Regions from separate parts of the Mus musculus genome. Here region 2 is linked to region 1. A link is a contact called in ENCODE Hi-C or POLR2A ChIA-PET data. All regions are on one chromosome and are shown on one strand. The core of a region is the stretch at or near the end of the contact, and the rest is flanking DNA. Distances in the headings are between cores, read along the strand shown.

Region 1 (7,261 bases), core at 1,825-4,324:
GATGGGATGTCTTAAAACTCACCCCAGAAGGATGCTGCTTTGCTTTCCTCCTTAGGGCTTTTCCTTTGACATGCCTGGAAATTCGCCTGCGTTTCTCAGTGATTTGATCTTATTTTCCCTAACTCAATTATTAAGAGAGAAGAGATAGTGGCTTCAGAGCATTCCCCAGGCTGATTACCGTCTTAGCAATGGGATTACAAACCCATAAACTAGTTTCCTTGATAGACATCTCACAAGCCATTTCTGTTTCTCCGGAGATGCACATGTGGTGTTAATTTTTGACCCGATTCGTAGGACCTCTGATACCCTGACACACAAAGAACAGTCACAGGAAAGCTAGACTTACTGGCATTAACTTTTTTATTGCTCTTGCCAAAGGAATACTGTGTACTGGATCTGACTCCGGTTTCAAAACAAATGTCAAAAATTTAAAACACTGGACTTAGTGGAACGTAAATAGTGCATTTAATGAAGCAGTTTCCCGGGGGCTCCCTCATTACCCTGTCCCATCAGGTAACTCCATTGCTGGTAATGTCCCACGTTAGTGTAGGATTCCTCCCCTGCCATAGCTCTCTGATTGACGTGGAGGGGAGGTGATTGACCTGGAGGGAGACACTTCACTCCCTTGGAAAGTTTTTTCAGCCAGCGGGTCAACTTCTTAATTCTAAAGAAAATGGTTTAAATGAGAGAAAGGAGAAGTAATGAGCCCATCTTATCGTGAGCCCTACCCCAGCTGCCGTAGGAAGTCGAGCTCTCTGACACCGAGGAGGCATCTACTGTTAACTGTCAGAATGTGATGTTCTTCATTCTCCACTCTTAGTGCATGAAATGCAGATCTTAGCTTGCTCTGGGTTGTTGGAGGAAAGAGATACTGTGTTATTTGGTCATAAAAGTATGCTGTTTTGATTGGGGCGGGGGGGGGGTGTGCGTGATAAAACCTTGGCAGAAAATGTGATTTAATGAAATACATGTTGGAAGTTTTGTTGATGTAGTTTGATTAAAAGAAGATGTGCACCTCAAAATTTAAGCGAAATGGTAATTAAAAAAAGAACCCTGCAGCATTTAAGACCCTTGAGCCGATGTTAAGGGGACGGAGGGGAACCACGCGGGGAATATAGTGTTACCGTTGGAGAAGCTAATTCTTTCCTGAAGAGCATGCTCTATGTGGGGTTGGTTTGTTTTGCTTTCCTGTCTCATTTGATCATCCACCGTGAAGTTTTACTTCTCCTCTGAGTTCCCTTTTCCTCAGAGCCTGTCAGGGTGAAGTAAGTTAGAGCGAGGGGACTGGAAGGTATTTTCTGAATGTCTCCCGTGTGCCAGGAGTATGCTGGCCACTCTCTGCACAACAGAGCTGTGGCCTCAAAAGTATTAATTTCCTACTTGGCAAAAGGCCACCACTCACGGTCATAGACCTCAGTCAGTGCAACCAGATCCTAAACCCTACCTGTTGAGCACCAGGGCTGTATTCTGTTTTCCGTGGGGTGTCCCTCGGTGTGTGATTTCATAGAGTCATGGAACTCTACTGGGAAGAGGGGAAGAGCCTGCCGGAGAGTGAATCTCTTCACTAGCGCTAAGAAACTCTGGAGGGTTGGAGATGTAGCTCCATTGGCAGAGTGCTTTTCTAGCCTATGTGACACACAGGGAAATGGTGGCAGAGACCTGCAATCCCAGGGATGGAGGCAGGAGGATCAGAAATTCTAGACTATACTTGGGTTTGAGGCTAGCTCAGATTCTGAGATCCTGCTTCCAAGAGGGGTGGGGGCGGGACCGGGACCAGTCATTCATTCAGGAAATCTTTTCTGTCTTTCTTCTCAAGAGCCATCTCCCTAAAGAGTTCAAGGGAATGAGCATTGCCATCTAACTATAGTCTGTTTCATTTCCCTTTTATTTATGTTGTCTTTTTGCTTGGAAAGTGTACACCTGTCCATGTTTCAGGTTCCTTTCATTGAGGGCACCATTAGCATTTCTAACGGGAAGTTCACCAAACTTTACCTGAGGTGCAGAGTTTAAATCTTCCGATGGTAACACAGCTAAGTGATTCAAAAGGGCTAGGCTTCCCTTTTGCTGGAAACTGTTTCATGCTGTTGGTAGACGAAATTATTATTGTGGTTGTTTTTGTAGAAACAGACAGTTACCCAGGCATGGAATTATCGGATACTCTGGTTTCTGAAGGTGGATATTTACTTCCATTGTACTTTCAGAGGCTCAGACAATTGTGACTATGCTTTAAACCCAAATAATAATTATAAACAGGCTGGAAACTGAAGACTTTGATTCATTTTAATTTATTCTTTAGAAGGAGCTACAGATGAGACGGTACACTGAAATAGGACTGCCCGGCCTGGGCTTGAGTTCTCCTCCACACAGAGACCTACTGTTTAAGGCTGCTAAATGTGTACTCTATTTGCCTGGGTGTGTGGGCACAAGAGAAATAGAGAGGGCAAGAATCGAGGTTGATCTTGTGCCAGAAACCAGATCTCTGCTGAGGTTAGTAAGCACTGAACTGAAGCATCGGGTAAAGAAACGGTTCTTGTTAGGGTCCAGACACGAGTGCTAGTCCTGTCTCAGCATGAAGGACACTGTTTTGCACGAAGTAGCCCCCAACCCCCAGGCTTTGCAGAGTGAAGACAGAGATACCATCCATCCCGGCTCTTTGTTTGGGGAGTCAGAGAAGTCCTGGTGGACCCTCACTGTGTTTGCTTTGAGTTGGCGTTGGTCCCGTGCCAGGCTATGTATGCATCTGATATGCATCGTCTCATTGAATTCTCCCAGTGACCTTATGAGATGCCTTTTCATTTTTGAGACGGGCAAACCAGACCTGGAGAACATTGGCTACTATGTAACTCACAGCCAGTGGAGCCGGGCCCTGAACCCAAATTGATCTTAACCATTAGTGGCATTTGCAGTTTTGACCAGGATCCTGGCCACTCGGTTTTCCCCACTTGCCTGCAGTGATGGATGGAGAGCGTTGAACTTGAGACCTCGTCCTGAGCACTCGGAACAGTAAGCTTTGGTGCACTTTGGAAAGAATAAAATCAACAAACTGGCTCAGCTGGGAGATGGGAGCTGTGGGAGAAGGCAGCAGTGTTTTCTCTCTGACATCACAGGAAGTTACCATGGAAATGATTATGGTATTATGAATACAAAATTATAACTTTGAGCAGGAAATAAGCTGCCCGAGGAAGCAGAACACCGAGGAACAGCAACATCGTTGTCATGAAAATGTCTTTTAGGTTTTAGATGAACAAATTTAGCAACATGAGGTCTGAATGCCTGGTCTCTTTCAACATTCCCGAAACATCAGTGTTAAATTATTCTTTTAACTCTCTTGGTTTTGTTCCTACTTTCAGGACTTGTTGAAAGTAAAACAACTCCCATGTGTGCATGTGTGTTTGTAGTTTAGCAAATATTGTTTTTTAAAGATCCTCCTTGCCTCAGCCCCCGTTAAATCCCTCCTTCAAAATGTTCCCAGTGGAGATAAACTGTTTCCTGGCCTTTCCATCAACAGATTCACTTCAGAAGGAGTTAGGGCTGGCATTTGTTAATTGCCAAGGCCAACTGTAGCAATTGGAGGGGAAGGGTAGATAATAAAAACCCAAATATAACAAGAACGTCAGTTCCCAATTTCATGATCCCCATTACTCTTTATGAAATGTAATGCTTTCCAAAAATGTTTGTTTAGAAAATGCTGATCATATTTTAAAGCTTTCCACAGGAAAGATGTTTCAGGCTGCCAGCCATCAGAAGTGGCAACGTGCTAGATTAGAGTCCACCATTTTCTTATGTTTGGAAGTGTGATGCTTTTATTTGTTTGTTTGTCTGCCTGGTTCTTTCTTGCACACGCTGAAGACAGCTGTGCTGCTCTCTTAATGGTGGGATTTTACCTTGAAAGGACCAAGTGTTCCACACAGGGACTTCATAGCTGTTCTGGTCCACTGTGCTCTAGAGCCAGGGTTGTCAACCTTCCTGATGCTGTGACCCTGTAATACAGTTCATCGTGCTGTGACGACCCCACCCCACACACCATAAAATTGTTTTGTTACTGCTTCATAACTGTAACTTTCCTACCGTTATGGATTATGAAGTAAATATTCTTAGACTATTCTGAGATCTACTGTATCTTCTCAGTCTATGAATAGGAAGAAAAAGGAAAAAGAGCATTAGCATTAGAATTTTAAAACAGCGAGTGGGTGCGGGGAGGGTAGCTCAGTGGTAGGGTTTTTGCCTGGTCTCCAGCACTGCTAGAAAAATAAATAAGAAACAATAACATAAGTCGGTAAAAGGAGCACAGATATGTCATTGAACTGGTCACAGATGAGCAGTGCATCCCATGTTGGTCATACTTAAGATCCATGAATGGTAATGTAGGTTATATTTGAAACATACAATATGCTTCTACATCTGGGAAGCTACCGTTCAATTTCAGATCATCACCGATATCTGACATCACCGTCCTCTTTCTCCCATCCTTTGCCAGCTTGTGTTTATCATTTATTTGTCCCGTAAAAAGTTTATAGTCCGTTGTATAAGTGTGAAAAGTGTTTAAAAACAGTAACGCTAGCTGTTCCTATTTTTACAAAGTCCATTGTTATGTTTCCAATTTATCTGTGTTGCAGTGAGCATGGTTCCTGCCTACTGATGCATACATTTCTCTAACAACCTTTACTTTCATTTGTGGATTGTTTGGAAATGATTTACAGTTTCCCAACATATGGGAACCTAAAACGTCTTTTTGTATTATTGTTTTTTTTTTTAATTGCTTTGTGATTAAAGGACTTGGTCTATATATTATCTATTTTTGGAAACCCATTGAGAATTTTGTGGCTTACTGTATATTACGTTTAGAAAGTACATGCATGAAAATTATATTAAAGTTATATATGGCACAAGCCTGTAATCCTGGAACTCAGAAGGCTGAGGCAGGAGGATTGCTGCAAGTTCATGGCTAGCCTGGGGAATCTAGTGGGTTCCTGGCCATCCTGGGCTACAGTGTGAAACTTTGTCTCCAAAAAACAAAACAGAAAGCAAGAAGTAAAGAGAGAGGACATCTGATGCACTTCACATCCTCCCCTCAAGCATGGCTTAGAACCTCCGACTACTGATGGGTTTATTTCTTCCCTCGGTGTTTTTAATTAAACTTTGCTATGTACATAGAAAGCTGACGTTTTTGGTTTCTCTGTGTAGCTCAGGCTAAGGTGGAACTCACTATTAGACAAGGCTGGCTTGGAGAAGAGATTCTCCTGCTTTAGGCCCCTAAGTGCTGGGACCACAGGTACATGCTGCCACACCTGGCCTCCTAGAACTATGCATAACAGAATGATAGTTTTCAGTTACAATCTTAATCTTTCTCCTCTCTTCTCCTCTCCCCTCCCCTCCCCTCCCCTCCCCTCCCCTCCCCTCCCTTCCCCTCCCCTCTCTCTTTCTCTCTTCCTGAATGGAGTGAAACCTAACCTACTAACTAAATGATAATAATGAATGTTGGACTTTATTAGGTTCTTCCTATGCTGGGTTTTTTCTTGATGTCTATGTTTTAGATGAGTTTCTTGCAACTATGATATTGCTGATTTTATTGACATGCTTTTAAAATACATTCTTATCTGATATTTAACTGGCAGATTAGTTTACAATTGTTCTATTATTATCTTTATCACCACCACCACCACCACCACCACCACCACCACCACCACCACCACGATGGAGTCAGGATCTCACTATGTAGCTCTAGCGGGACTGGAACCAGTCTGGCCTCAGATCCACAGACATGCCTGCCTCCTGAGGGATTAAAGGCCTGCTCCACTACACTGATTATTCATTGGCTTGATGCTGGTACTGTCACCTTCTGCTCTCACCTCTGTGTCCATCATCAGGTTCATTTTTTTCAATTGCTGGGACATTTAGAAGCTTTAGTAAGTGCTCCTAACTGCATTTGTTTTTCTGTTGTTGTGTTATTGTTGTTGGGTTTTTTCCCTCCTCCTCTTCCTCCTCCTCTTCCGGTGACTTTAAAGTGCTTTTATTTTATACTTTCTTCATTCCTTTAGGTAGATGGAGACTTCCATCTTGTACCTGTTCCCTCTGGTTTTGAATTTTCCCTTGCACACTTTCTGTGACTCTGTAAGCATTGCAAACCACTCTCTTCATCTGGTCCAATCGTCTTTTCTTCCTCTTTGTTTTGGAAAGCTATTTTATCTGGGTATAGAATCTCTGTTTGACAGGTTTATTTTTTTTCCTCAGTATTTCTGACAAGAAATTAGTCATTCCCCTTTCTTCTTCTTTATATAACATCTTTCCTACCCTATGACTGGTTTTATTTTAAGAACTGTTTTTTTTTAACTTTTTATTAATTCTTTGTGACTTTCACATCATGCACCCCAGTCCTGCTCTTCTCCCCTCCCCCTCATATCTGCCATTCAGCCTTGCAACCTTCCCCCTAAAATAACACAAAGCAACAACAACAACACAGCATAGAAAACGTCTCCTCACGGAAGTTGTAGCGTGTCCCACAATATATATACTCTGTCCACACATCTTCACTTGCAAATGTTCATTGCAGTGAGCCATTGGTCTGGCTTCTGTGACACCATCAATATTGGATCCTCACCGAGACTCCTCCCACTTATCCTGTTGTTGCCCTCTGTCACGGAGATCCTGCCGCTTTAGGACAGCAGGATTGGCCCTTTCAAGCACCCCAACTGTGTTTGGAGGTGATTTAGACTTTTGAAGTGGACCAATTCGGAGCCCTGAATCTGGGCCTCGGTGGTAGTTGAGCTATTCAGCCCACCGGCTCTCCCTCATCCAAAACACCAGGCAAGCTCTCAAGCAGTGCTCCCAATACACTACCCAATGCCGCCTTCAGCAGTGCTGCCGCCCGCCCGTGAGGGATGGGGCCAGCTTTCCAGAGCTCCTCATCTAGTGAGGGGTTGGGGCCCCTGGACATCCACGTGGTCCCCAATAGCTTCCCCCACCAGGGACATCCCCATGTTCTCTATATGAGCCACACACATCAACCTCTGCTGCTGCATAGCAGTGGACTCAGACATGGCCCTCAGTGGCTATTCATGGTGGGACCTCAACACAGCCCAGGCGATGTGGCTGGCCACTCACAACAGCCTCCTCCTCTACATCCTGAGTCTTCACTTCCATCTCTTCATACTGTTCAAGCTGCTCCACTTCACTTTCTCACCCATCTGTCCACCACATACTCGCACACTGTGGTGCTCCTTCCGCAGGCTGGCCACACGGCTGGAGGGCCACTGGGTGAGAT
Region 2 (7,261 bases), core at 2,015-4,514, 200 kb after region 1:
ATTCCACCAAGATGAACTATCAATTCTGAACATGTATGCTCCACTATCAATTCTGAACATGTATGCTCCAATTGCAAGGGTACCCACATTCATAAAAGAAATTTTACTAAAGCTCAAAATAGCACATCCCATACAATAATAGTGGGAGACTTCAACACCCCACTCTCAGCAATGGACATGGAAACAGAAAGTAAACAGAGACACAGTGAAACTAACAGAAGTTATGAACCAAATAGATTTAACAGATATTTATAGAACATTTCATCTTAAAGCCAAAGAATATACCTTCTTCTCAGCACCTCATGGTAGCTTCTCCAAAATTGACCATATAATTGGTCACAAAACAGTCCCCAACAGATACAAGAAGATTGAAATCATCCCATGCACTCTATCTGATCACTAAGGGCTAAGGCTCATTTTAAATACCAAGAAAAACAACTAAAAGCACACATACACATGGAAGCTGAACAACACTCTACTCAATGATAACTTGGTTAAGGAAGAAATAAAGAAAAAATTAAAGGTTTTTCAGAATTTAATGAAAATGAAGACACATTATACCAAAACTTATGGGACACAGTGGAAGCCATACTAAAGGGAAAACTCATAGCTCTACGTACCTCCAAAAAGAAACTGGAGAGAGCATACACTAGCAGCTTGACAGCATACCTGAAAGTTCTAGAACAAAGAGAAGCAAATATACTCAAGAGGAGTAGATGACAGGAAACAATCAAACTCAGGGCTGAAATCAACCAAATAGAAACAAACAAACAAACAAAAAAAAACTATCCAAAGAATCAACAAAACCAGGAACTGGCTCTTTATGAGAAAATCAACAAGATAAAGCCTTAGCCAGACTAACCAGAGGGCAGGGAGACAATATCCAAATTAATAAAATCATAAAATGGAGACATAACAATGAAATATATCTTAAAATAATTATTCTGTTTGTTGAATATTAAGAGTTGAAAATATTAAAATCATGTTCTATAAAAAAAAGAAAAACAAACAGACAAAAAACAAACAAACAAAAAAACCCCACAAGAAACATAGAGAAACATACAAGGAAATTTAGAAACCCCAAATTAGAAACCGCAATATACAAGCAAAAGAGTAGTAAGGTTTAAAAAAATTGTTCAAATGGGGCAAGATGAGACAAAAAAAAATTCCAAACATACCAGTGAGTTTCTTTGGTGTCAGCAGTTTACTGCTGGCCTTGGCCTTACCCTTTAGTGTAGTTTGTATATTCAATGAAAGTCTGCTGGAGCAAACTAATTTTCCTTTGCAAGCAGTTATTAATAGGAGGCAGCTTCTGGGTTAAGGCTGGAAATCCATGTCCACTTCTCCCTCTTGCTTGGACCCATTTGGCTTGGACCTGTGTAGGCTCTGTGCATGCTACTACAGTTTCTGAGTTGATATCTACATCAATCCTGGCGTCTAGAAGACACTTTCTCCTTAGTGTCTTTCTTCCCCTCTGGCTCTTACACTATTTCCACATCTTTGTTATAGATCCCTGAACCCTGAGCAGACGGGTTTAATGAAGATATCCCATTTAGAACATATAGTGAGTATCCCAACCTCTAACTCTCTGCACACTGTCCAGGTGTGGCTCTCTGTTAGTTCCCGTATACTGGAAGAGGAAGCTTCTCCGGTGAGGGCTGAGTATGACATTGACCAAGGGAAATAGCAGAATGTCATTTGGAGTCTTTTTTATTGCTACATTACTTCATCAGGACAGTGATATTTGTCGTAGGTACTTCCCCTAGGCCTATTTAGTCTCAGGTTTTTGGTCACCAAGTATTGACAGGCTTAGCTTCATGGGGTGGGCCTTAAATCCAGTCATGGTTTTTGCATAAACATTGTTTATGTAACCAACAACTATTGCATGGGCATGTCACATTCAGGGCAGATTGTCATTGTAGATCTAGGGGTGTTTAGTTGAGTTGGTATTTACCTTTCTTCTCTGACAACCAACATATTTGAAGATTGTCTCCAATACCCAGTGGAACACACACACACACACACACACACACACACTCACACCACTAGCTAGACTTGATGGGTTAAAAATATGTATGGCTTTGTTTTATTACAATGAAAAACTTCATAAAACATTGGAACATGGGATTTGTAGCAACATAAATCTGGTCATTCATGTTTTGCTTAATAAACTATATAGTATTCTCTTTAAGGTAAAAAAAAAAGAAAAAGAAAAACTTTAAAATTAATGTGCAACTTTTCTGGTAGGTCCCCACCCCTCCCCAATTTAGAAATCAATACTCAGACCCGGCTTTGCCAGCTTGCTGTGCCTTCAGTCCTCACTGGCCTTTTGATTTCTGGTGTTAATACAACTTTGTACTTTAATAAACAATTTAGCCCATTAGAGTTTTATGTGAGTTAGTCCTGTTGCTCCAGAATTCTCCCTACCTCCAATAGGGACTATGGTCTACTTTTTTATTTAGTACACTAATATTCTGTCAAGAAATGTTCTCTTTACACTAGAATGCTAACAAATCATGCCATTTATTTATTTATTTATTTATTTATTTATTTATTTATTTATTATCTGTTTATTTGGGAGGCATGGTTGAGACAGAGTTCTCTGTGCAGCCCTGGCTGTCCTGGAACTCTAGACCAATCTGGTCTTCAACTCAAGAGATTTACCTGCCTCTGCCTCCTTAGTGTGGGATTAAAAGCATGCACCACCATGCCCAGCTAACTTTTTCTTAAAAAAAAAAAAAAAAGCACTCAGGATATCTTATTTAGGAGTATAGGAACCCAATATTGCCAATAATGACCTAAGCTTGCTCTTTAATCTTTACTCTATTCTGATCAGTCGAAGAGCGTGGAGGCCCATACCTGTAGATGCCAGCAGCTCTGTGGAGGCTGAGGGAGGAGAATCATAGAGAATCTGAGGCCAGCCTGGGTAACATAGCAGGTCTTTTCCTCAAAAAGAGGAGTACAAGCATTTATTGAATCCCTCTACACAGTGTTCTTTCTTTGTTGCTGTCTTTGAGACAAGATCTCACTCTCTAGACCAGGCTGGCCTTGAACAGTGATGAGTGAACAGGCCTGAGCCACCACACACGGCTTGTGCTCTTTGACAGGACATTTACCCTCATAGAACTAACCAGGCTTGGGAATAGGCATCCAGCAGCAGTTACTAAAATGCTCACAAGTGCAAGAGAGTAAGGACTACAAGTCCCAGAATGCAATGCAACCCTCGAAGAGTCCGTGTGCACTGACGTCTAATCCTCGCGCCTTGTTTTGTGGCCTGGGTTGTCTGTTGAAAGGAGAGCATACTGGTTTTGTCAGTAGCTGTGTCTTTTATTACAAGTTCTGAGTCTCAGGGATCCATCTTGCTGGTCCGCGGTCCAAGATGGACAAAGTCTGTGCGGTTTTTGGAGGCTCCCGGGGGATCGGCAGGGCGGTAGCCCAGCTAATGGCCCAGAAGGGTTACCGTCTGGCGATCGTCTCCAGAAACCTGGAAGTGGCCAAAGTCACCGCCGGCGAGCTCGGCGGTATGTACCGGAAGTGTCCTCGCCGTGCGACCAAGGTGCAAGTCCTTGAGTTCCAGTCCACGGGCCCTGCCCATGTACCCGGGTTTGCGCCCCAGATCGCTCGTGCCCCATGACCAAACACTCACAGGGGCTCTCGCCTACTCCAGGCAGATTCTAAGGACCCCTGACAAGTAGTTGCCTTCCCCGCGGCCAGTGCTGATATTGAGAGCTGCCTTGCTCTGGCCTCTGGGAGGAGAGAATGGACGCGATTATACTGAAAGTAGAGAAGTCAGATACAAATGGCTAGATTGCATTTTGCTGAGAGCTCTTGCCCTTTGCGAAGGCACCCGACAGTATTTCAAAGAGAAACTCTTGATAAGTCAGGGTTGCTTCTCCAAGCCCATCAATGACTTTAGTAAGTTACTAATTTGTTTTCCCAGGCCCTTTGATTGTATTCCTATTCCAGCCCCCCCCCCCCCAACCCCAGGTTATTAACGGATTAGTCATTGCATTGCAAGTTTAAGTCTCGTTTGGAGAAGACAACTTGAAGAATGGAGAAAAATACATGTCACTATCAGGAAAGCATTGGGTATCTTGTAGGTCTAAGAGTGTCTGGTGCCGACTATATTTCTTTACTTATGTGGAAATAGCCTTGATATGTAACTCACACTGGCTTTGAACTTGTGGATCTCGTGTCTCAGCTTCCCAGTTGCTGAGATCTCCTTACTGTGATGGGACGGTGATGTCTTTAGTACAGAGTACACTCTGAACCTGCGGTGTGGTATCCAGCTTTCTCGGACATAGGGTCTCACTACGCAGCCTAGGTTTCCCTTGGATCAGGAGCTGGTCTCTGCCTCCTCCGTGCTGGGAACACAGGGGAACACATCTGTTCACCTTGGGTGTGAACACGAGCCTCAACACCTAGCCAGTCAGCATTGCTTCCAGTTTGCTAGATACTCCACCTTGCCCTGTGGTACTAGTTACCTGTTCTTCGGCTCTCCATCATATAGTTGGTTCATCTTGATGTATCCCTATCATAAATTGAGGAGCATATATATTAATATGGTAGCTTATCAGATAGGGAATATGTTTACTTTGAAGTCAGGGTTGCTTCCCCAAGCCCATCAGTGACTTCGTGAGTTTGGTGATAGGGATCAGGGAGTTCTATGGAGCCACCTCTCTTGTCCATGCTGGCCACAACCTTACAGTAGTAATCTCCTATCCCAAAGCTGAGACGGAAGGTATACACTACCATGCCCAGATTTAATTGCAGTTTTAAAAATCACATTTATTCATTTGGTTGGATGAGTACATCTATGTCATTGTGCACCTGAGGAACTCAGAGGACAGTCTGTTCTTTCCTTTCATTGTATGGGACCCAAAGGTTCAACCCAGATTGTTAGGCGTGGTGGAAAGTGCCCTTATCAAGTGAGCCATCTTGCTGGCCCTGACCACTTTTGTTTCTAGACTTTCCAAGCTTATTTCTTCTTAAGGGTTTGAGGTGTCACTCAGAATAGCCATGAACTTGTGAGTCCAGCAAGTGCCAACATTATGGGTAGCCAGGTACCCATAGTTCTTGTGTCTAAATCTCCCATTCAAGAAAACTCCAAAGTTAAAGTTAGATTTCGATAATGTTTTATTTTATGTACTTGCTGTATCCTAGAATTTGGCAGGCAGAGGCAAGATGAGCCTGAGTTTTGAAGTCAGTCTAGGCAACACAGTAAAACCTTATCTCAAAGCAAAACAAAAACAAAACACTCATACACAAGACGGAAAAAACAAACCTCATTATTTCTCCTTCACTTCCATCCACCCTGTCCTTTCATCGTGTGCTCTGAGGGCAGGAACCCATGACTGGCTGTCATTGCTCGGCCCAGCACAGGCTTGCTGAAGAGTCTAATCATAAAGCAAATAAATTCGAAATTCAAGTTAAGATTTAGAGGTAATTCTGATTTAACTTTGTTTTGTAGGAAACCACTTGGCATTTAGGTGTGATGTTGCCAAAGAACAAGATGTTCAGAGTACATTTCAAGAGATGGAGAAACATTTAGGTCCAGTAAATTTCTTGGTAAATGCAGCCGGTATCAACAGGTTGGTCAAAGATTGAGGTGAATTTGTGATACCTGTTTTAAAAGATTTTTTTTCTTAATGCGTTGATGGCTTAGTTTCTTTTCCATTGCTATTACGAAATGTCATGACCCAAAGCTATATATAAAACAGAGTGTTCGATTGAGGTTATGGTTTCAGAGTGTTAGAGCCATGTTGGTGGAGTAAAGCCATGGTGGGTAGCAGCAGCCGGGAACCCATATTGTGATTGGCATATAGGAGGCAGAGATAGGGCACAGTGGGAATGGAGCCAGTCTTTGGAAACCTCAAAGCCCACTCCCAGTGACACACCTCCTCCAACAAGGCCACACTCCCTAATCCTTCCCAAACTTGGTTCTAAACTGGGGCTCAGCATTCAAATATATGCGCCTCCGGGGACCATTCTCACTCCGAACACCACATCAGTATGAGACAATATATTAGGCTGTTTTATTTCTAACTGGAAAGGCTTTTTAGAAAATTATCATACATTCTTTTATTTTAAAAATGGTGTGTGTATCTGCATGTTAGTACGTGCGGAGTGTGTGGATTCCCACAGGAGCGAAAGGAGGGCATCAAATCCCTGGAGTTGGTGATACGGGAGCCTGTGAGCTACTTGGAACTGCACCTGCACTCTCTGTAAGATCAGTATGTGTTCTTGATCAATGAGCCATTTCTTTAGCCTAATTCTTTTATGATGAGATAAATGTCCAGTTGGATCAGTCCTAACAACCATCACCGGCATATCACCTAGCATGCCAGAAGACTCCCTTGGTCTCTTCTCACAGGAAGCCAGTGTTCTGAGTTCCATTGATCATAACAAGCTTAATAGTAATGTTTGTAGGATAATAAATGTAATAATAATAGGATGAGGGGGGGTTTGTTTAGGAGAAAGTATTTAGATTTACAGCCCCGTTAAAGAAGGCAAAACTGGCAGTAGCTTAAACCATTTGTTTACTTGCTACTGTGTTTAGCCACTGGCAGTATTTATCAGTCTATCAGAGAGGTGGAGAATCCTGCCTTCCCTGTGGCTCCTTTCTGGATTATCAACAGCTATCTTAGTGGTTTTAAAGCCAAGTTCAAAATGGGACTGCCCAGCACTTAGCTAGAAAGCATAGCTTATACTATATTTTAATCCAGAAAAAATTCTGGTACGTATGTTTTGACTTGATTTTTTAAAAAATATTTAGTTCTGCTATTTTAAAATAGTGTGTGTGTGTGTGTGTGTGTGTGTGTGTGTGTGTGTGTGTGTGTGAGAGTGCACGTGCGGCGTGCATATGTATGCAGTTGCCTGTGGAGTTCTGAAGTGGATGTATAATACCCTGAAGCTGGAGTTACAGGTGGCTGAGAGCTTTTGGACACATGTGCTGGGAAGTGAACTCAGTTCTCCTGATGGAGCACTTGGAGCTCTTACCTGCTGAGCCAGTCCTCTAGCATCCAGATTTGAGTTCTGATCTGCTTGTTAATGTGCCCACTTTCTTTTTTTGTAGAGACAGTCTTCTAGTAAGAACAAAGACTGAAGACATGATCTCTCAGCTGCACACTAACCTCCTGGGCTCCATGCTGACCTGTAAAGCTGCCATGAAGACAATGATTCAGCAGGGAGGGTCTATTGTTAATGTGGGTGAGTTCTCACCTCCGGGGGCTATAGTCATTGCATGTAAACATGGGGCTAC

The links. A loop is a pair of places that touch in the nucleus more often than their neighbours do. ChIA-PET counts read pairs that join two places held with the same protein, here RNA polymerase II (POLR2A).
Region 2: a loop to region 1 is called in a map of v-Abl transformed pro-B cells, with 2.1 times the contacts of the local background. The contact joins the promoter of Cbr4 here to the promoter of 1700001D01Rik in region 1. A Hi-C loop is called at or near these places in 3 of 37 maps with a recorded cell type or tissue (T-helper 17 cell and v-Abl transformed pro-B cells). POLR2A ChIA-PET finds 5 or more read pairs at or near these places in 2 of 5 experiments (Patski and embryonic stem cell).

The regions. Positions count from the first base shown.
Region 1 is chr8:61,285,798-61,293,058 of GRCm38, forward strand. It overlaps 1700001D01Rik (RIKEN cDNA 1700001D01 gene), which reads right to left and starts at 3,075. Exons shown (of 5, transcript NR_045475.1): 1 at 2,947-3,075. All of the region lies in intron 2 of Sh3rf1 (SH3 domain containing ring finger 1), which reads left to right.
Region 2 is chr8:61,484,470-61,491,730 of GRCm38, forward strand. It overlaps Cbr4 (carbonyl reductase 4), which reads left to right and starts at 3,265. Exons shown (of 5, transcript NM_145595.2): 1 at 3,265-3,521; 2 at 5,471-5,591; 3 at 7,076-7,209. The coding sequence starts at 3,380.